6 separate regions of the Homo sapiens genome follow, and regions 2, 3, 4, 5 and 6 are each linked to region 1. The links are chromatin contacts, found by Hi-C or POLR2A ChIA-PET in ENCODE. All regions are on one chromosome and are shown on one strand. The core of a region is the stretch at or near the end of the contact, and the rest is flanking DNA. Distances in the headings are between cores, read along the strand shown.

Region 1 (3,714 bases), core at 550-3,049:
CAGGAAGGAAGAGGAGAGGCAGAGGGAAGGATGAGAGGGAGGAAAAAGAGAAAAAAGAAAGCAGACAAGGAGTAGCCAGAAGAATGACCTCATCCTATAAAAAGTATGCAAGAAAATAAAATGCATTACATATACTATGTTTACAGACCACAATTTTTAATCCTGAAACTTGCAAAAATTATCATCTGAATAGTGGTGAATGAGGCCTAAAAAACACAATATAGGGAATTTAATATTTGTTGGGTGCTTTCTGTGTAACATGTGCTGGATGCAAGAGAGTCAACAATGCACATTATTCTCAAGGAGGTAAGAGTTTAGATGACTAAATACCAGGAGTAACACAATGCTATCCACCAGTAAGGGATATAATGGGAACCCAGAGAAGCACCAAGAAAGAGCACCCAATACAACCTCATTGAAGACAAGGTGGTAACAGGAGAGACATGTATGTGAGATTTCATGCAAGATGACATTCTAACAGAGGTAATAAGGACTTAATATTTGTTAGAATGCAATTCTTAGTTATTTGACAATGTTAAATCAAAGTAAGTAAAGACTATTAAGTAAAAATTTATATCATTTATCCAAAACAAATTTTAAGGTAACTGGAACCTAAAATTGCAAAGGGGAAAAACTGAAAGAAAAGAAAAGAAAAAAAAAACGTAGATGACATTTCTGCCCTTCCACAGCTCTAAGTTCTTTGATCACTCCACGGTTGGTTTGGAAGTTTTTATGGCTTTTGCTTACAAATTAGAAAAATTTGCAATGTAAGACAAAAGAACTATAAAAATCTAAACTGCCTTCTCTGTACAACAAATACCAAACTGACTCCATCAAGTCATTTAATTTCAGAGATACACAGAAATCACTTATACAAACTAAATTATTATAAAGACTTTGATGGAGCCTTGTCAACAAAAATTGTTGCTATTTTTAAAAGACACACTCATTACACAGAGCCCTGGCCTTCACTACCAGGACCCAAGGATGCTCTCCACCCAGGCAATGGTAGAGAGGCTGACACTCTTCCTCTGTAACTGCCCTTGTATAGTTTAGTCCTGTGTCCTGGGAGTAAAGAGACCATCAGTGATTTGTTCCTTTAACATCTCATACTCTATAAACAGCAACTGCAAAAGCAAAACAAAACAAAAAATATTTTACTCAAACTACCATTCTCAATGTCTGCCAGTGAGCACAGCTTAATTTGGTTTGCAAGGAAACCAAAAATGCTTTTATAAAGTATTATGATGTAAATATACTCATTTTCCTTGGCAAAGCAAGTGAAAACTATCAACCAACCATAACAGGAATTTTTCTACTAGGGATTACCTACCACATCCATTACAGACAAATAATCATATTTCAAAATTTCAATGACTTATCTATCCCCTTTTAAGTTCTATTCCCAACTTAGTCCAACAAGAATACTTCTCAAATACAATCAAGGCAAGGGGAATATGAAAGCAATGAAAATATGGTTAATCGTGATATACAATCAACCACTTAAAAAACTCAAGAGTATTACACACATTGCATGTTATTTGAACTATCAGGACTATCTATTTACCAAAAACACACCCAAAACAAAACCTCACCTTTATTTCCAAATAAAAACAAATTAACGGCCATACTCAGTATTAAGCTACAACTTTATAATCATGGTAAATATCTGATCAGTTGTATAAAAATAAATTGAAACAAAACAAAAAACAAAAAAAACCCAACCTTGAAAAGTAAAAGAAAGAAAGAACCTCACACACCAGTCAGTTCCTATGTGAGCAGCCAGCAGAGGGCGCACATGCCCCAACAAGAGCCGGCTATGGCCAGGCACTCCCCAAACTTATTTAGTACTAAGTCTCACCAAATCTGTATGGGGGAGGAGGGGTACAGTCAGCCGATGAGTGGCATTGATAAAACTAACGTGCTCAATTTAGGATCAGTAAGAAACATACATAAGTACACTTTAGTATTAAATACTGACTTTAACAGATATTTCTTAGCTGCTCGATGGAAAGTTGTTCATTAAAAAGATTTGTACAGAAGTGAGCTTCTGTCAGTTTTCAAGGCCACAGTAGTTTTTATTGCCCTATCTGACCTGTATGAGGACTTATTTGTAATGCAAGGATTTATGGAATTAAATTAAATATTAAATTTCTAACATAATTAACACATATTTTTGTGAGTATATTGAATTACACTTAGCAAAGTCTCTTTTAGTGTATGTATATTTCTGTGTGTCTTATACAAATCTATTAATTAACTTTTGCAACCCTAAAGCAATCAAATATGTAGCATTTAAAGAATAAATTGAGATACATAAGTTCCTTATTTTCCCACTGGTTTGTGCTTGATTGATTACTTGTAAATTGTCTATTCTGTGTCTCTATATCACAATATTTGCTTTGGGGTTTACAGTAGGTTATACCAGAAGAGTACCTCACAGCTATGTATGTACACACACATATAGGTAGGGCACTGTTTATTCTTTTAAAGAAGTTTTCCTACAGATGCAAAAGTCACAAATTGTTCCTACTGTTTTCCAAGCTTGTTGAAACAATAGCACAAATTGAAAAAAAAATTAACTCATAAAAGCACCAAATTAAAATGAACAAAGACTACATTATTTACTTTTACAGATAAAAATTAAATAGTCCATAACACATCCAATCTCTAATTTCAAATAGGTTAGAATGAATGGAAGGTCTGCCCCTAAGTTTCAAGCTAGAAAGCCTGGTAGGATAATTAGCTGCCACTGTCCCTCCACCTAAATGATCATTTCACTTGATCTTAGCCAAAAGGCTAAGAAGCGATTCCTAAATGATCATTTCAACCTCACCTCTCTATTCACGAAACAAAAACAATAAAGCCAAGTAACATTTCCATCATAATATATATATTTTTTAGCATCCTTCATAAACTTGAGAGAACTTAATTTATAGAATCTAAAAACCAGGTGGTCTACGTTACATGTAGGTCACAATAAATAATATGCCTCCTTTGGCCAATATGGCTGCACCATTTTTGCCTAAGTTAAAATGACGATGTTTCATTATTCCTAAGCTCTCAGTTCTGAAATGTTTACACAATCTGTTAAGTCCAGGGAAATTTAAATGACTTTGACATGCAGCCTGCTAAGGCCAGTGACGGGGATAATGCCTCTTTACGTGGGTAAAATTTTGTGGCATATAGGTCACTCTCTTAAGGGGAATCAACTGTGTGTCTCTTCTTTGCACTTCTACCACAATCCTTCATCCTGCAGCCTGGAGCTGAGAGTGAAATGCAAGAAAGGAGCCGAGTGCTCAAAGCAAAAATCTGCTTCCAGGACAATCCATTATATCTGACAAGTTAAATGTTCCATGGTAGGCCATATGGCATCAGAGCAGGCCCGACGACGGAAGAGGGGAACTCAGCAAATGCATCACAATTAAGGAGTTTGGCTACAGACTTTACTTAGAATTACTTATTTTTTTTATCAAAGTTTAAATGCAGTCCCTCACATTTTCAACTGAATCCCTTTGATGAGACCATTTTTCAAGAAGTGTCACAATTTCTTTTCTCATCCCGCGACTGTGGACACTTAAATCTACAGGTAAAGGTAGACATGGCCATTTTTACCAAATGGAGTTTCAAAGATGAGGACCTGCAGCTGCATTTTTAAAACGTCTTCAAGACAAATGCTATGTAAGCCCTATCTGCTCACTAGATTAGGATATT
Region 2 (3,714 bases), core at 846-3,345, 840 kb after region 1:
AGAGATAGAGCTACAAGTAGGACAGAGAGATTAAGTACATGGATTTTTGAATTCACACCACCAAGTTCAATTCCAGCTTCATTGGACACTAGCTTCATGATCTTAGGGCAATCACTTACCTCTCATGGCCTCGATTTTCTCAGCTGGAAAATGGGAATAACAATTCCAATCTCGTAGAAATGAGGAAATTATTTTCTAAACACATTTTTTTAAATTGTGGGGGTTTCCCCTAATTCTTAGACTGCGAGGCTGAAAGACGGTCTTAGAGCCTGGTGAACAGGGATCAACCCCTCTATGCCCGGCACTTGGCACTCCTCATCTGAGGTCCTCACTTTTTTGTTTTGTTTTGTTTTTTTGAGACAGAGCCTCACTCTGTCACCCAGGTTAGAGTGCAGTGCCACAACCTTGGCTCACTGCAACCTCCGCCTTCTGAGTTCAAGTAATTCTTGTACCTCAGCCTCCCGAGTAGCTGGGACAACAGGCACGTGCCACCATACCCAGCTAGTTTTTCTATTTTTAATAGAGACAGGGTTTCACAACGTTGGCCAGGCCTTAAGTGATCCACCCACCTTGGCCTCCCAAAGTGCTGAGATTACAGGCATGAGCCACCGCTCCTGGCTGAGCATTGTTCTTTATGGCCAAATATGAACTCCTTGAAGGAAGGGATTATAATTATACAGACACTCCCCAAATTACATCACAGTCCCATTCAAGAAGGCCTTGCAAAGCATGGATTTGATGTACGTTGAAAATACAGACTTCACAAAGACCTTTAAATTACCCATAGCTCTTTGGAGAAATTAGAAGACTAACAGCTCCTATTTGCATTTTTTCAGGACATTGGCCTCAAGGTCAAGTATATCTTTCACAGCCTTCAATACTGGAGTTGCTTTTAACTCTCGAAAATATATATTCTTAGGGGCATGTTTTCTCTACAGTCAATCTCTTTTCATTCATATAAGACTTTCTGAAGACTTTCTGTGCTGTGTCATCTCCTGTATTTCTTTTTAATATTCCCACTTTTTTTCTTGCTTTTTGTGTCTATTCCAGCAGTCTCAACATGCATTTTTTTATCATGTAAATTCCGACATGACCCACTAGTAGCCTCATACTGCAAGAGTTCACAGTACTTTCTCTTTCCTTTTTCTGACTTCAAGACTTTGCTTAGACGGTCATTAGGCTAAGTGACAAGCATTTTAAACTATGACTCATCATCTTCCTTGTAAGTCAGTCCTCTATTTCTATGAGTAACTTTTTCTCCTGAACCCTGCTTTGTGAACCCTGTAAGTTCCAAAGATGCAAAACATTTTTCATGCTTTTTTATTTTTTTTTCTTTTTTAGGTGGAGTTTCGCTCTTGTCGCACAGGCTGGCGTGCAATGGTGCGATCTCAGCTCACTGCAACCTCTGCCTCCCAGGTTCAAGTGATTCTCCTGCCTCAGTCTCCCGAGTAGCTGGGATTACAGGCGCCTGCCACCATGCCCAGCTAATTTTTGTATTTTTAGTAGAGACGGGGTTTCACCATGTTGGCCAGGCTGGTCTCGAACTCCTGACCTCAGATGATCCGTCAGCCTTAGCCTCCCAAAGTATTGGGATTACAGGCATGAGGCACCATCCCCAGCCCATCTTTCATGCTTTTTATCCATAAATTACCATAATTTAAAAAATATTTCCCAAATGAAGTTCATGAAATTTAGACTGTGGATGCCTTTGGTTTTTTAACATTTTTATTTTCTATTATAAATTCCTCTTCTTAAATTAGAAACTGATCCTCTCTTCTTGCTCTTACTTTGCCAATTTTTAGTCCTGAATAAAATAAAGCAAAGGGGAGAATAAAACTAATAAACTAAAATAACACAAGATAATGCAATGAGAATACACATGGTACCAGAAACCACATGGGATTGAACAGAAGGGCCTTCCCTCTCATGTGAGTGCCTTCTGCCTTTCCCTCTCTATTCCCAATATTCGTCTCTGCCTGAGATAGTTTACATTTCCATATATCACACTAATATTTTCACATCTCTAAAACTATATTCTCTCCCTTATAGAACAACTTACAAAAGGTTGATGTTATGCAAATCAAGAGTTGCACAATCTAAGAGTCTCTGACTTCTGCTTTACACAATTTTTTTTTTTTAGTTTAGGAGCAAAGTTTTAATAGGCAAGAGAGAGAGAAAGAGAAAGGAAAACAGCTCTCTCTCTAGTGACAGAGAGGGGACTTCTGAGAGGAAAGGCCCGCTTTGCACATTTTATTTATTTAGTTGGTGTTAGTTGATTGATTTCTCTGTAACAACAGAGCTCAGGGACCTTAATACCTGACCGCACAAACCAAATAGAAAGCGTTGACAAATGTCTAAGAGACCCAATCATCTACTATATTAGTTGACTATTGCTGTATAACAATTACCCCCAAAATTAGTTTTTTGAAACAGAAAACACAAATTATGTCACAGTCTCTGTGGGGCAAGAATTCAGGTGCAACTTAGCAGGGTGCCCTTGGTTCAACGTCTCTCACAAATCAAAGTGTTGGCTGGGCATGCCGTCCTATCTGAAGGCTTTTCTGATGGGTATCTGTCTCCAAGCTCACTCAACTGGTTGCTAGCAGGATCTAATTCCTTGTGCCACATGATGTATGTAGTATGTGCATGTCTCCATAGCACATACGGAAAGGTGTAGGCTCTTTGAAAAGACCAGTAAGATAAACAACGCTCTGGCCAGTCCAAAGATAAAAGAGAGAGAGAGACAGAAAAGGATAGCATTAATGATGAGAAAGTATATATAGCAACAGATATGATTACTTTAAAAATTATCAGGGAACTATATGTTATTCTATTTTACTAAATCGAAAATCTCAGTCAATGGATTATTTTCTAGAAAAATATAAATTACAAGACTTACTCAAGAAGAAATAGAAAACTCAAATAAACCAAAATTATTAAAGAAATGAAAAGCAATTATTAAAATATGATCCACACAAAAACCCTATACTTTTGTCTGCGGAAGTTCTAACCACCTTCAAGAAACAGAAAATCCCTACATCATTTAAATTTTGCAAGCATAAAAAGATGGAAACATACCAATTTCTGTTACAAAATTAGCACAATAGTAACTAATCCCACACTTATGCCTAATAGATACAAAAAAATGCTAAATGAAACCTTAGTATACTAAATTCAGATGTATAACACAAAGGTTATGCATCATAACCAAGTAGGGTTTATTCCAGGAATGCAATGGCGCTCCAACTTGGAAAATGGATTGATATATGTTACAACATCAATTGGACAAAATAAACAATTCATATAACCATCCTGATAGAAAGTAAAGCATGGGATAAAATTCACTATCAGTTTCTAATTTTTAAAAAAACTATTAATAAAATAGAATATAAGAGTTTCCCTTACCATTATTTACAGTAATCTCTCTCCCTGACCAACTTTTCCAGTACAGTCAGGAGCAATATAAGGAAGTCAATCATCACCACTTCTATTTAAGATTGTGCTCCAATTTCAATATATGCAATTAAACCTGAAAACAAAATATTGTGAAGGAGAAAGAAAAATGACCAGGAATTATAGATGTTATGGTTGCTTACCTATGAAAGATATTGGAAAAAGGAGATTTACCTGAAAAAGTATTAGAACTGACATCCCGGTTAGTATTCAGCTGCTATGTCATAGAAAGTTTGTACAAACTGTTCACACCTGGTATCT
Region 3 (3,714 bases), core at 865-3,364, 820 kb after region 1:
CCTTAATTGAAAGAACTACTTGAGGATATTCTACAACAGCAAGAAAAATAAACACATAAGGAGAAAAAATAGTGAGCGAAGAGAACAGTAAAGCATGTGAGTGAATCCAAATGTCTATTAAATGCAAAAATAACTTATTTTATTGTGTTTATAAATTATATAAGTATTTTAATTCTTACCCCAATTTAATCTACAAGTGCAACACATTTGCACTAAAACTCTAAGATTTTTTATGAAATTAAACAACAGAATTTTAAATTTATGAAAAGAAAATGTTTAAGAACTACCAAATAATTCTTAAAAAGAAGAAAAAAGTAGAAAGGAGTTGTTTAAGGAAAATTAGATTTTTTTTTAACATATTTAGGATCTTTCAGGGATCCTTCAAGGAGAGTAATTAAAATGTTCTTCCCAAAACAGTCTTTGATGCTACAAACAGAGCACATAGGCAGAATAAGTGAACTCTTTTTCTGACCCAGGAGAAGTTAAATTTCCATGTTTACTTATAGAACTCAGTCAGATTAGCCAGTAGCCAATAATTAAAATATCAACATCTACAATTGAACTACTACTATATTCAAACATTGTCTATCCTATAGAGGCTTATTGATAATGAAGAAATGAAGAAAGACCTTGGCAGCTATTTCTGTAACATTTTCTCCATGATTCAGCAGTGAGTCTCAGCCCTGGCTGCGTAGGAGAAGCACCCAGGGAGTTTCAGGAAAATATCATTGCCAGAGATTCTGATTCATTTGGTCTGGGATAGAGCCAGAGTACTGGTTTTTTTTTTTTTTCTTTTTTTTTTAATTCCAAGTTATTCTAATGGGTAGCCACGGCTGAGAAAACAGATTTATAGGACCATTCACTGAAGACTGAGATTTATCATTAAAACCTTAAATAATGTTAATTCTAATCCATATAATATACCTTGTGAAGAGGTCAGAGGGCAAGAGAAAGGCTCAATTAGAAGTCTTTAAGTGATTATTTCCAGTAATTGAGGTAAATATCTAAAGTCAACCATGAAAATCCAACTAAGCAGTCCTCGTTGTCTCTACCCTATATGAGAATACCAAATTGAACTGATTTTCCAAGGCCACCACATTGAGAGTTCATACAGAGAGAGCATTTCTTGATTGCATCAGCATACCTGACATCACCTTATATAAGGGAAGAGTTTTTATAAATACAGTTATTTATTGATGTGGAAATCTTGAACAATTAAAGGACCAATTTACTCCAGTGTGGTAAAGAAATCAATGCCAGAATTCATATTTTTATAAACATGAAAAGTATAACTTTTCTTTCTACTTTTTCTTTTCTTATAAGCACAATTTCTCTCTGCTTGGGTTTTAAATGGTAGAGGGCACTTAGCAATTAATTGCCAAACATACATATAAACCAGATGTTGTGAATGGTGAACAATAAGCAGTCCAGGGAAGGAAGTACACCTCACAGTGTGCTACCCATAGCAATGTTTTCCATGAGCCAGGACATTTATTGAGCACTTAATGGAGTAGAGACCTTGTGTGGGACATAAATTCTGTAAAAGCCATCCTCCTGACCCCAAGAAGAGTATAATATAGTTGGGAGACAAAATGTAAATCTAGAAGAAAAAAGTAATTAAAACCATGGGGTGGAGTATTCAATTAGTGCTAATGAGGAGCCCATTCTACTCAAGCCCATTCTGACAAGGGCTTTGCTCTACAGAGCTTGCATCCCAGGGGGCTTGTGTAACCACCCCCCCGGCCCCCTGCCCGCCCTCACAGAAATGATTTTAAAATGCCAGACTCTAGTTTAGCGTCTGAACCATCCCGAGGACAGGAGTTTCAGATTCAACTACTATTTACTTTGCAATTATGATGGCCAAAGTGACCTGGGAGAATTTTCGTAGGTTATCTCTTCCAATCCTCATAGCCACTCTGAATTAGATGGAATCCCCATCTTAAAGATAAGGAAGCAGAGGCTCAAAGAGGTGAAGTGACTACTTCCTCAAGGTGGTACAGATAGTAGATGGGAAAGTGGGGCATTTTTAATGCCAGGTTTTTACTACTTATCATTATACGTATAATACATGATCACTTGACTTACAAAATAGGGTAAAGGGGAAGAAATCAAAAGATGTGGCTGGAGGAGGAAGTGGAACTTGGTGGGGTTGTAAAAGATGCGTAGAATTTACATGAGGCCGAGATGTGAGGAGGGTGTACATTCAAAATGGGGCACAGTAAGAGGAAAACTAGATGGGAACGCACCAACTGTGTTCGAGGATGCAGCACAGGCCTGTGTGGATGCAGAGCAGGTCTTGCTCCGCAACACACAGGAGCAAACAAATGACCCCTGGAGCCAGGAGCAGATGAATTCTTATTTGTAGAAACATTGCATTTAGTGGCCGCAGCACAATCCCGAGGAAATGAATGGGAGTTTTCTCCCTGCTGTCAGGGGCATTCTCCTGGATGATTAATTGACAGTTCTCCAGCCAAGCCCCTGTTCCTTCTGGAGGCCATGCCCCTTGGTGTGCACCTGCCACCGCAGAACCAAAGCAAGAAAATGTATTGTCTTCCTCTTTTTCTTCTGAGAGCTGCAGCTGCTGGCCTGCTTTAAGGAAACCTTCTTTACCTAGAGTATAAACTTGAACTTCTCCGATTTGCAGGGTGAAAACTTTACACTTTCAACAGATTCAGGGAAGTGGTTCTTTTAGAGGGGTTGATTTGAAAAAGCCCCATTCCTCACATGGTACTTAAGGGCTGTTCCCTTCTTCTTGCCTTCCTGAGACCCTTTTTTCATTTAGCGGCTTTCTGACCACATTCCTCAATGCCACACGATGCTTTGTGACAGCTGCTGCAGTTGCCTGGAATCTTGAGGCGGCTGATGGGGCCTCTCACATTCAGGAGCAGAGAGCCGTTGCTCTAAAGGAAAAGCAAACCGAACTTCTGGTGCATAAACGCATGATTTGTTCATTCATTCCAAACAGTTCCAGAAAGACAAGGCCAATATGGTAATTCTGCCTTTTTAGAAAGATTTTTATGGCTTTCAAAGAATTAAAGTTTACTTTCTAGCCAAAGAAACACTTAAAGTTAAGTTTCCTGGGGCTTGTTAGCAACATTTGTGCTATCCTCAAATTTGGACTGAAGGATTGGGCATGAAGAAGTCTAGAAGTCAGAGATAGTCAGGAATTAGAAATAAGAGTGAACATTGCATGAGCACTTCCTATGTGCCAGGCAATGTCTTAAGTGTTGGGCACAAATCGTTGCTGTTCATTGCATTTTATCTTAACAGCAACACTTTTCAGTCATTCATCAAATTATCTATTAAGTACCAAATTATCTATTAAGTGTTATGTCCAAGGCATACTGTTCAAGTGGCTGAAGACTGAAAATAAATATAATAAATAAGTATGACATATTATGTAGTAAGGTAGAAGGTGACAAGAGCTAGAAAATAATTGATTAAAGAGGTTCAGGAATCCTGGAGTGTGGCAAGAATAGGTCTGAAGATCTCATTGAAAGAGTGACACTTTAACAAACACAAGGAGAGCAAGAGGGACCTGCCATATCTTGGGGGAAATGATCCAGGCAGAAGTAACCAACACTAAAAGGTTCACATAAACAGAGAAAATAAAAATAAGGTATTGGAAGAATATTAGAGAGTTGACTGAGCCTAAGAAAAAGTGGAAATTAGATATTATTATTGTGATAAACAAGATAATATCCCCCTCTTTAG
Region 4 (3,714 bases), core at 809-3,308, 750 kb after region 1:
CTTATAATAAATCTCTGCTTTTTTTTTTTAAATCAAGGTGTTTATTCTGTTATTTACCACAAAAAGATTCTTGACTAATGATCAGTCTATGCTTTGTCAGTCATCCAAGCCTTGGACTGTGTTGCTCCTACTGCTTGGAATGCTAATGACCCTTTTAAGGTGGAAATTTTCCCGATAAGTCCCTATTACCTTTCCAGGAATTGATCACTGTCTCTATTAATTCACCATCGCACTATACATGCACCTCTGTTTATTGCATTATATTCCTTAGTTGGTCTACTTAGCCCCTTGCAATGCCTGGTACAGATGTTTACTCAATAAATGTTTGAATGAAATAAGGATGCAAGGCTATAGGAAGAGAGGGAAGGGGGAAAGAAGGCAGGAAGGTAGAAGAAAATTGGCTTTTCCTGGTCGCTCCAGCTTTGTGGGCACCAAAGATGGTAGTGGGAACAAATTGGAGATCCCTCTTTAACTGACTGGTTTCATCTGCAGAGGTGACCTTTTAATCAGGAAGATAGGGCACATCAGGGACTCACTCCTCTTGAGGCTCCTCTCCGTTCCTGGGGACTCGGCTGCTTCTCAGACATGGACATGATGCAGGTATGTCTTCACGGAATGACAAGTCCCTCTCACCTCCTCCATGGAATGTTATTCCTTACTGAGAAGTTAGGGGCTCCAACTGAAGCCTCAGACTAGCCTGGAGTCCTTATTCCTTTTCAAGTACAGTCTGTGTCTGCCCCCAGCTTGAAAAGCCTTGCAGGGCACCCATTTGTACCCAGGGCTATTCATCAGAGGCACTAGGTGGGTGAGAGGTTCTCAATGACAAGTGTCATTTACCACACAAGGCCCACCCTGAATGAGTGTGGAGCCTCAGCAGCAGCAGGCAGGGAGTGCACACACCTCCTGGGGCCACTCAAATGAGATTAGGAGAAAGGTAAGTTGGAATCTGCACTCTCACTCACAGAGTGGCATAAACACAAAGAAAGCTTCCAAATGCAACCATAACTAGGGTAAGACTATTGGCATAAACAAGCCAGGCCCTTTCCATCAGGGTTAGACCACAAGCACCCAGCTATTTGGCATCATAGGAGATCAAATATTTGGACACCAGCTGGATTTTTTTCCTTTTGATTGATGTTCTATAGTCAAGGTCATTGCCTATTTTCTCTTCCAAAAGTCAGGAGAAACAAGAGAAGATTAACTGCCCCTGGAGAAATCTGCAGGAAAGGAAATATCTCTGTGCCACTTGGTCAAAGTGTCAAACTTAATATAATGCATTTTATATTATAAATATAGAATTTATTTGTGCTTTTAAGGAGCTCCCCATTGGGTATATACTTTCTGCTCTGTCATCTTTCGTAATTAAAAGGCCACATATATCCAGTGAACAGAGGCCCACGCTAAGACAAATTACAAGTAAACTTGTGTTTTTAAGCCAATGTTGACTCTTAAGGTCCAGCTTGAAGGCTACAATCCCCCATTTCTCTTAGCATGAGAGCAGAACCAAAGGATTACAAGCCACGCTGTTGCACAAGTTTATAACCAGACCCTACAGCTGAGAGTTTTCAAAGAAAAATTACTTTAACAAATATTTCTGAGAACGAAAAGATTCATTTTCTTTTTCCCTAAAAGAACTAGAACAAAATTGGGAGGGGGATGTCCAGGCAGAGGAAATTTGACATCAAAAAAATTCTGCAAAGTAACCACATAGTTTGGGTGTTTTGTGGAGGGCAGGAAAAGAAAAATAGACACAATTCTCTCTCTCCGGGAACTTGCCCTCTTAAACAAAGCAAAAAAAAATATTGATACAGACTCACAACAAAAAGACACACAGACAACTGCACAAACATTAAAAAAATAATTAAACAAGATACCAAAATATTGACAGAAATGGTCCCTTAGACTTGTACAATTTGTTTCTACTCCAAATTTATTTTTCTCACTTTGCTTTTAGGCCAAAGAGATGTGTGGCTGAGAAAGTGCAGAGAATGGCAGAACAAAGAATGGCTGGAGATAGCAGTGACCCCAGGTCAAGGAAAGGGCGGATGCAGGCCCTTCGTGGAGCAAGGCAGCAGAAATGGGCACAGCCCCAATGCCAGAGAAGAACTGAGTAGGAATCCTGGCTCTGCCAATAATTTCTAAAACTTGAGTTTCAGTGCCCTTAATCTGAATAATGGGAGTACTAACAGGCCACTCTGGTTATTTCACAAGATGTTGGATGATAAAAGGAGGCAATAGGTGAGAACATGCTTTAAGCAACCACATAAAGACCTGTGGGAGGTTTACCTTTGGAGCTGGAGGGAAGGCTTGTTCTTTAAGCACTAGCTATTCTCTCCACACAAAGCTGCAGGGTTCTAACATTGTTTTATGTTATGTTCACAATAAGCCCAAACACATCCAGAAGGGAAAGAGCCCAGTCGTATTTTAAAAAAATAAAAAAGCATAAGGCTGTAAAAATTGCTGAAACTTTGCTCAGCAAAGAAGCTATTTATTCAAAGTAAATGACTCACTGACGAGAAAGGAGGAAGGAGCTTCGGAGAAGAAGATTAGTTAGCTGTGAATATAACCCTCCCAGGCTCTCTCCCAACCTTTCTCCCTAAAAGGTATTCTAGCAGGAATGTGTAGTCACTAAGAATGTGAAAGGGGTGGTGGGGTGGTAATCCAGGGCACTGGAAAAGCTTGAAAAATCCCCTAAAGAGAGAATATTGCCTGGTGCATCGGGGACAGGCATCCCTTTTCTTGAAGAAAAAAGGAAACAGAATGCTATGTTCCTTTGGAAAAAGGTAGAAGTCGAGGGGAGAGATCAGAGCCACAATGGCAGGAGTTTTGGGGTCCAGTGACTACTATTTATATCCTCCCTATTACACATTAGCTGTGTGACTCTGGGTAACTAGTTTAACTTCTCTGAGCCTATGGGAACTTGGGGGAAGTAATATAATGTCTCTCATAGGGCTTCAGTGAAGGGTAAATGAGATATCATCTGTAATGTTTATCACACATAGTAGACACTCAAATGGCATTTTTTTAATCAGAAGAGGACTGCAGGATCAGGAATTTTCATGTATGCATGAATTTTTTATTGATAACCATTGGTGAAACATAGCCTCTTATTTTAAATGTGCATAAATATTTCAAAGGTTGTTCAATCAGACTTATACAAAAATACAATTATACCTATAAGTGTAATTGCTAGACAAGAGTCAGTTTGGGAAGCAAGTCAATTAAAATAATATTATTTGGCAAATTGAATTATTCTCTATCATCAAATGTCCCAGGAAAATAGTCTGACTTTTTAAACCATGAAAATAGACTTTACACCAAAATGTATAATGCTGCCAGTGAAGAATTTGAGAACTTTGGACTCACATGGAAACATTGGATTCATTTGTACAGATGTAGCACCTGCAAAAAATAAAAATAAGGTGGGAGATTGGAGGGAATATTACAACAATTTAAATCAAAAGAGAAAGCTCCTGGGTCCTACTCCCAACTTATCATCCACTGTGACAGTTTGTGCTTTGATCTTTTTACATCTTGTTTCTGACTCTGGGTTTGAACCACCGAAGGAAGCACCTGGCTTTTATTTTAGTGGCTTCATTTAAAAGATTATGATCCAAATGTTGGCCTGAATTTACCCACAAGGCCAGAAATGTCAGGATGGCTCTGGGGTCCATAGAGTATCTCCTTGGTGATCCTTGATAGGCTGAACCGACT
Region 5 (3,714 bases), core at 525-3,024, 670 kb after region 1:
TTGCTAAAAGTCTTTTTACCATGTAAGAGTTCAATATAGAAGCTTAAAGCAGGAAGAAACTTAGACCTCCCTCTTATGCCAAGTAGAGAATTTGATTAACTTGGTCATTAGTCAATGAATATTGAGCTCTATTGGCAAACAGCTGTCTGTTAAGCACTATGGGAGACACATATGGTAGATAAAGCAAGTTCTTGCTCTCATGAAAGTTAAGATTTCTATTAAACATTTTCCTTTTGCTTCATTGAAAAGACATTTAATTTGTCATACATTTATAAGATATGGGTCAGGAAACACCAACACATTTAAACTCAGGTAACTATATGGTAAACAAAGGTGGAAAAAAGAGGTAGCTTCCATTGAAACATCTAATAATTACTAGCTCTTTCAAGGCTAAAAACAGTTTGTCTCCATGAAGTCACTTTAATCTAGTCCAATTGTTAGACAAAAACATTTTACAATGCAGACATTTTTGGAAGGCAATTGACCATGTATAAAAAACATCTGTATTTTTCAAGCAAGATAGTGGAGTGTTAAATTTTCTGTTGAGGTCAGCTCTCCAGCAGTGTATTTGATGATTTCATTGACATCCTGCTGCAGTTTCTTTTAAGGACTGGTAATTTGAAGTTTTTGGTTTCTCTTTTTAAATTTTCATCACTTCTGTTAGAGACAAAAATATGGGTTCCCCTTACAAGTGATTGTTTAAAAATGTGAAAGTCAAACAAACAATTAGTGTCCTACCAGATTGTCAATACTAATGGTTATGAGAATTGGAATGGTGACCCCAGGACAAGCAGTCTTTTTGGAAACATTTGCAGTGATGGCCTGGAAAATGTGAGGTTAAGAGAATATGAGAGGTAATCTTCTATGGCAGGAGAGCCTGCTTGGAATCTTCCTAAAAAAATAAGCAAAATCAAAGGCCAATCCTGTAAAATTTCCAAAACCCTTCACTGGAGTGGAATATTGCAATCATGAAGAAAGTCGCAGTAGAGAAAAAAAACAAACAAACATAAAGCATCAAATCTTATCCAACTTTTTGACAGCTAATCACAGCCATGTTAAATGTTACTGGGACTAAGAGCTTGAATGGTGTCATTAATGTTTTGGCCTATGAAATGTTGGCAGATAATTTATGTATTTCATGTGTAATGAAGCAAACCATCATACCACCCTACCTAAGGACGTTCTTCTATGAAATCACCTAAGAATTAGATGCAGACGACGCCAAGGCTTTCTGGATACTGGCAGAATCAAGTTTTTTTCTATGCAATGTCTGTCCTCCCAGTCTTGCCCCACAGTAAACACTTCAGCCTCACTTAGGTATAAGCCAGTCAGGGTTAATCCAACTATCCCAAGGAGGGCACAGTAAAAAAATGCCTCATTTGCCAACTTCTGCCCTCATTTGGTTTATTTTGAGCACTTCATTAAAAATAAAATGTATTATCACCTCTTCATTTATCTTCCCTATCCAGAAGGTTTGGCTGAAAGATTGATCTGATTCCAGATACTAAGGAAGTATCACTTTGCAGCCAATCACTCTGGGTTTTCTGGTATCCTAACCCAATGCTTTTAATAGAGATGTGTTTTCCAATGCAGACTCTCCAAATGCTATTTCCTACCAGTGTGCAGAGAGAGGCAATGCTGACAATATTTCTACTCATCTTTTAAGTTACTGGAAGGTGATTCTATAGCATATGGCTGTTAAGTTTAACAAAAGTAGGGGGAGGAGGAGAAAGGCCTGGCCATGAACATTCAGGAAGCTGGACCAGCGCCACCTGAAGGAGCCAGGAGGCCAGGAGGCCGGATGTGCACAGATCCCTGGGAGGAAAAAGAAGCCAGAACAGCTTAAATGGTCAAAGAATCAAATGTAAAGTGAGCTGCAAGGGTCAGATCTGGATGGAAGCCCAAATTCTGAGTCTCCGCATCCGTCCGGGGATAAACTTGGCTCCCAATCAGGGCTGACAATTAGGCCGTACAGTTAATATTTTTACAGCTGTTTTATTAATAACACATACAGTGCATCCAGCCAGGATTTGTTGGAGACACCTCAGGAAAACGAATGATGTAAATAACAGATGGATGTAGAATATCCCTACAAACAGGCATAAAGATATTCCCTTCTTGTTTAAAAAGAATTTAAATAGACAGATTGTAGATAAACAGGCAGACAGAAAGGGGGAGAGAGAGGATTTATGATATTTGAGGTGGTGGTTGCATGCGTTCACATGGCGAAAGACATGGACGTAAACATATACACTCTCTACATGGGAGGAGATGCTCAAAGCTTTGGCTTCTGGAAAAAAAAAATGTTTCATAGTGCAAGGGCTGAGCACCACAGCCTGGGGGCCCACAGAAGCAGGTATGCTGATGTGGCTCCTCAAATAGCTCCTCTGATACGTGGTTCAAGTCCGGAGACAACTTGCATGGCTTGTCCAGGCATGCCTGAGCCCAGCCTTGACCCCCAGGCTGTCCTGGGGCATCCTTTCCTCTTTCTCCTTGTCAATATGCCATTTGAAGACCCAGTGCACTCTTTTCAATTTTGCATCAGAACTAGGAGCAGTGGTATTTCAATCTGAAAAGAGAAATTAAAAATTCAGGATCTTCATGTCTTTTGTTTTCACTCCTACTATTTTTTTTTTTTGTACTGCTTTTTCATGTGCCTGCTGCACTGTGCTCCTACCATACTTTGCAACCAGATGGCTCAGGAACGAAGAACAAAGGCCACTAAAAAGTGGGCGGGGAGAAAAGGAGAAAGAAGCAGAGGACTGAAAGTCAAGGCGAAATCAGAGATGGGAGCAAAGCTCAATTGCTTTAATCACTGATACATTTTGGTTGAATTATGAACCTAGAACAGACACTCTTCCCAGTGATCCTGTATGTGTGCTGTGTGTGCATTGTGGTGTGTGTGCCTGTACCACACGCAGCCACATCTCCAGTCTTTTATTTCACTGGTAGGCATTAAAGCCAGAATGTATTCTTTGATGTATCTCTGTGTTCCCTGACATGTGTCAAAAGTGGCATGAGATGTCTTTTTCCAGAGAGAGAATGGTTGAGCTCAGATCTGGGCACTGAGAATGAGCCCATCTGCCTGGGAAGAAAGTGTGGTTGATTCAGAAGGGCTCAGGAGTTGTATGACCTGCCATTTCACAGTGGGTGACCTCGGTCGAGTCACATCCCTTCTCTCCTTAGTTTCCTCCTCCAGAAATATCTACCCCAAGGGATGCTGGGAGTGTTAAATAGAATAACATGTTATAAACTGGGAAGCACTGTATGAAAAGATTGTGATTATTCTGGAGTATTGCAACTTCTTGCAAAATTTTACAAGTGGCTAAGAGTTGTCTTCGATGCTTTTCTGTGACCCTCCCGACTGTATTTCATGCTTTACTTAGACCCCCAACCAAGCTTGTCTCTCCAGATCATGCTGTACACTGTGAATCTTACCCATGGTTCCCAATTGAACTTACTGTTTGTGTATCATTGGAATTTTATTCAATTATAGAATGACCTAATTGTCATTTAGGCGATTAATTATTTTGCTCGTGAACCATAGAAAGGTTTAATTTTTAATCAGGAATTTCTGCAGTCCCAAAGCCTTCAAGCAAAAGGAATGACTATCTAATGGTGAAATTTCACATAGATCAATGGGACTCAATAACTTTAGAAAGAAAATATTTGTTTTACTTCTAGTCAAGAATACACACAGAAGCCTATTCTGAC
Region 6 (3,714 bases), core at 726-3,225, 580 kb after region 1:
AATTGAGCTGAAAACAGAACTTCAGTTTTGAACACTTTCTCTCCCTGCCCCCATTCCAGATCCTCTTATTTCGTGTCTGGGAATGCACCACTACACATTCATGTGCCCAAACCTGAAACTTGAGCATCTTTCCTATCTACTCCTTTCCCTTTATACTTCCCATCTAATCACTTACCAATCCCCATCCTTCTATTTCATTTCTCATATATATATATATATATATATATACATATTTTGCTACATCCTCAACACCTCATCTTATTCATTCATTCTTTCGTCTCTGAATTCCTAATACAGGCTCCTAAACAGGTCTCGCTGCTTGATAATCTCAGCCCCTTCCAACTCATATTCCACAATTCTTTCAGTGATCTTGTAAGAATATAGGTCTTATCGTGTCACTTCCTTCTCAAAGTCCAGTTTTGAGTCCTTCGTGTGTTCGGCATGTGATCTGGACTCTGACTTGGCATTTAAGGCACCATGTGATGTAGCTCCCATCTATGCTTCCAGTTCACCTCCCTCCCATTCTGTTCCCCTGCCATCTTTAATTACTAGCAGCCACCAAATGCACCAGGTGGTATCATGCCTCCTTGCTTTTGAGCAGTTTGCTTTTACTAGGATGCCCCCCTCCTGTACTATTTTTTCTAGTTTCTTAAAAACTCTTTGACTATTAGTTCTTCCCAAATGCATTTCCCATCTCACCTTCATCTATGCCTCCATTGCACTTATCTCCATAACTGCCTTTTGCTCCTATTAGATTATGAGTAGGGATTATGTTTTGTTTTGTTGTCTAACACATATGAATAACCCTAATTATAATGATTTCTTAGCACTTGCATGCTTTTTCACTCAGCCATGAAAATAATGGCTGCATAGTTGCCTCATATATTTAATTTAACATATTAAGTTATTCATTTTAACTCATACTTACCTTATCAGGTAAGCTACTGTTATTTTTATTTTCATTTTGTAAAATGAAGGTGCAGATTGCTTAGGAAGTTTCCCCAAGTTACACAGTTGCTAAGTGACAGAGCCAGGATTTGAACTGAGACATCTGACTCCAGAGGTCACTTTCTTGTTCATGCTGCTTGAGGGCTGCCCTGGGTGCTTGATAAATATCTCATTTGTGGACATTAAGATGGGAGTAAGAACTTTGGGAAGATACTCCTTACCCTTCTAGACCATTTGTACCTCTTAAAAGAGGCAAAATGTTTAAGCTGGTACTGGGACCTTTTCCCACTTATGGCTTTCTCCTCATGAGTCCATAGTGTAGTATGTACCTTCCTTTACTCTCTGACCCTTCGCATGATCAGTGTTTTCTTTCTTAGAACATAATCCAATACCCTTACAATCATGATAATGATGATGCGAGTTAACATTTCCAGGATGTTGACTGTATCATATTAAAAAATTTACCACTGACAGTAGAATAAAGCCCCTATAGACCTTGGTAAAGAAATTTTAAACAAAATTTGTTGTATGTATTCATGCCATAAAGGCAACAATCCCCACTGCTTGCATGCAAGCTGCCCTTTTTGGGATTTTAAGCTTCTTCCTGCTGTCATCGGGATGTAAAGGCTGACTTGATCCTTTTTTGACTAGCCCCAGCCTGCACCCCTCAGAAACCTGACTTAATTTTCTCTCCTACCACCACTCAGTCCCACACCTGGGGAAGCCACAATGCAATTAATAGTTGCATTACTTAGGGAAATTATTCAATCTTGCTGAGCCACAGTTTCTGTCTCAGTTTTTTTTCTGTTGTTGTTTGTTTTGTTTTTTTGAGATAGGGTCTCATTCTGTCACCCAGGCTGGAATGCAATTGCATGATTATAGCTCACTGCAGACTCGATTTCCCAGACTCAAGAGATCCTCTTGCCTCAGCTCCTGAGTAGCTAAGACTACAGGTGCATGCTTCCATGCCTGGATAAACTTATAAAATTTTTTGTAGTGATATGGTCTCACTATATTACCCAGTTTGGTCTGGAAATCCTGGCCTCAAGTGATCTTCCTGCCTCAGCCTCCCAAAGTTCTGGGATTACAGGTGTGAGCCACCCGCTCTGGCACTTACCTCTTTCAAATGAGAGTAACAATTATTCCTGCTTCATAGAGTCACCTCCTCTGGTCTGTCTTCCCTGACCCTGTCATCTCAGGAAAGAATTAACCTCCTCTTCATTTTAGTGCTTATCTACTTTGCTCGGACCAATGTGTGCGTCACACTCTACTGTAATTGTTTGTTTATTTGTCTGCCCCACCTACTGAATAGTTAATATCTCAAGGACAGGGACAATATCATAGTTTTGAGTCCCTTATCCCTAGATCACCTGTTGGACTGAATTTCCACAACTACCACCCACCTTTCTCGAGAGTCTCTCAATTGTAGCTGCTTTACATCCATAAAGCCACCCACATCATCCACTTGGATTTCAAATCACTTGAGTAAAACTGAGGGGGTAACATACTAGGGATCCTACTCACCTTAGACAGGAGAACACAGAAATGCTTCTGGTCATGGTATTCAAGCTTTGTCCCATCAAACCATACTAACCAGGCCATCCTAAGTCTAAGGGATGGACAAGAACTTCTGCTGATGATTCAGCCAAAATATCTATGACATCTTACAAGAGGTTTCCATTTCTACACCAGAATTTAGACAGGAGGTGAACTGTGAGTTGATTTCCGGAAGAGTGGCTCTGAATGGGGGGCGGGGTTGTTGGAGACATGCTGTCGAGAGGTGTCTGAGTCTGCAGAATTTGTGATGATAGCCGGTTCCTTGGATAGTACTCTTCCTCATCCTCTTCCAAATCTCATGGTCTATTACAGCTTAGGTGTCCAGAGATTCGTTTGTGCTGAATATTATTTGGAACATTGAATCAAGCATACATCTTTTTAATAGTTAGGGTTATCCCTCTCTCCGGGGATAATTTCACCTGGGACATTGAGGAAATGGAGCTTGGAGTATGTGCACTTCCTGTCATCAAAGAGAGGAGGAGAGGGCGAGCACATTCCGAGTGTGAGCAAGCGGAACCCCTCCTACAGATGTGCCTTTCACTCTCATTTCCTGCTCCAGACCAACCCTTCGGAGATTATTTTCAGGGAGATCTCCCTCTTCTTGTGAGGCCAGAGACTTTTCTAGTTATAAGGCTGGTGCATGTGACGTGTCTGGGCAAGCATACAGCAAAACCACAGAGAAACCAGGGATTAAAGAAATGAAACTGGGCAAACTAAAAAACGCCTTTTGCAGAACTTCTCTTAAGCTTGAGATAAACACCTCCACCTTCCCTCCTCCCTCTTCAAGTTCACAGTTTATTTTTCACTGTGTTCAGCTTGTGGCAGTAACCTCTACTAGAGAGAAGGGAAAATGAGTTGTCCTAATGAGGTGGCTTCCCTAAGCAGCACAATCCTCTGAGTTCAGGACTGAAAGAAAGTGAGAAGAATCCCTCCTGGGATGAGATCTTAAAAGGCAAGGAAACAACGGCCTCAGTCATTTGAGGATGAGTGCATTTTCCCAGTGGGTGCATTGAGAACCATCTTCCTTCAGGCATACTCTGTGGACTTGTGATTTCGGCACTGGCCCAGTCTAAGTCACAAAGAGCAGACAACTCTGTCCCCTTTTCCAGAAATATCAGACTTATGGGAAGATTTCTTCTGCAGATTCCTGTCTTCTTTCTCTTACCTGTAATGAATCATATCTGAATGATGCTTCCACCGGCCAAGTTC

The links. A loop is a pair of places that touch in the nucleus more often than their neighbours do. ChIA-PET counts read pairs that join two places held with the same protein, here RNA polymerase II (POLR2A). Pooled maps may share reads with other maps.
Region 2: a map with no recorded cell type shows a loop between it and region 1 (2.4-fold over the local background). The contact joins two enhancer-like sites. A Hi-C loop is called at or near these places in 5 of 37 single-sample maps with no recorded cell type and 3 of 50 pooled maps.
Region 3: a loop to region 1 is called in a pooled map, with 2.4 times the contacts of the local background. The contact joins two enhancer-like sites. A Hi-C loop is called at or near these places in 4 of 37 single-sample maps with no recorded cell type and 3 of 50 pooled maps. POLR2A ChIA-PET finds 5 or more read pairs at or near these places in 1 of 52 experiments (WTC11).
Region 4: a loop to region 1 is called in a pooled map, with 2.4 times the contacts of the local background. The contact joins two enhancer-like sites. A Hi-C loop is called at or near these places in 1 of 168 maps with a recorded cell type or tissue (chondrocyte) and 3 of 50 pooled maps.
Region 5: a pooled map shows a loop between it and region 1 (4-fold over the local background). The contact joins two enhancer-like sites. A Hi-C loop is called at or near these places in 1 of 168 maps with a recorded cell type or tissue (endothelial cell of umbilical vein) and 6 of 50 pooled maps. POLR2A ChIA-PET finds 5 or more read pairs at or near these places in 1 of 52 experiments (activated B cell).
Region 6: a map of Right ventricle myocardium inferior shows a loop between it and region 1 (2.4-fold over the local background). The contact joins the promoter of LINC03092 here to the enhancer-like site in region 1. A Hi-C loop is called at or near these places in 3 of 168 maps with a recorded cell type or tissue (Right ventricle myocardium inferior, cardiac septum and heart left ventricle) and 6 of 50 pooled maps.

Annotation. Positions count from the first base shown.
Region 1 is chr18:55,413,677-55,417,390 of GRCh38, forward strand. The region is part of intron 5 of TCF4 (transcription factor 4); the gene reads right to left. Among named protein-coding and RNA genes, the nearest start is that of TCF4-AS1, 37 kb to the right of the region's middle. Within about 2 kb of position 1,800, at least 5 of the 41 ENCODE cell types and tissues checked have a DNase peak (open chromatin) inside an H3K27ac peak, as active enhancers do.
Region 2 is chr18:56,256,241-56,259,954 of GRCh38, forward strand. No RefSeq gene overlaps it. Among named protein-coding and RNA genes, the nearest start is that of LINC03069, 67 kb to the left of the region's middle. Within about 2 kb of position 2,096, at least 2 of the 41 ENCODE cell types and tissues checked have a DNase peak (open chromatin) inside an H3K27ac peak, as active enhancers do.
Region 3 is chr18:56,233,102-56,236,815 of GRCh38, forward strand. No RefSeq gene overlaps it. Among named protein-coding and RNA genes, the nearest start is that of LINC03069, 44 kb to the left of the region's middle. Within about 2 kb of position 2,115, at least 2 of the 41 ENCODE cell types and tissues checked have a DNase peak (open chromatin) inside an H3K27ac peak, as active enhancers do.
Region 4 is chr18:56,166,078-56,169,791 of GRCh38, forward strand. All of the region lies in intron 3 of LINC03069 (long intergenic non-protein coding RNA 3069), which reads right to left. Among named protein-coding and RNA genes, the nearest start is that of LINC03069, 23 kb to the right of the region's middle. Within about 2 kb of position 2,059, at least 5 of the 41 ENCODE cell types and tissues checked have a DNase peak (open chromatin) inside an H3K27ac peak, as active enhancers do.
Region 5 is chr18:56,081,382-56,085,095 of GRCh38, forward strand. The region is part of intron 3 of LINC03069 (long intergenic non-protein coding RNA 3069); the gene reads right to left. All of the region lies in intron 2 of LINC01905 (long intergenic non-protein coding RNA 1905), which reads left to right. LINC01539 (long intergenic non-protein coding RNA 1539) reads right to left here. Exons shown (of 9, transcript NR_040026.1): 9 at 1,975-2,569. Among named protein-coding and RNA genes, the nearest start is that of LINC01905, 41 kb to the left of the region's middle. Within about 2 kb of position 1,775, at least 7 of the 41 ENCODE cell types and tissues checked have a DNase peak (open chromatin) inside an H3K27ac peak, as active enhancers do.
Region 6 is chr18:55,994,236-55,997,949 of GRCh38, forward strand. It overlaps LINC03092 (long intergenic non-protein coding RNA 3092), which reads left to right and starts at 1,976. Exons shown (of 2, transcript XR_001753454.2): 1 at 1,976-3,714.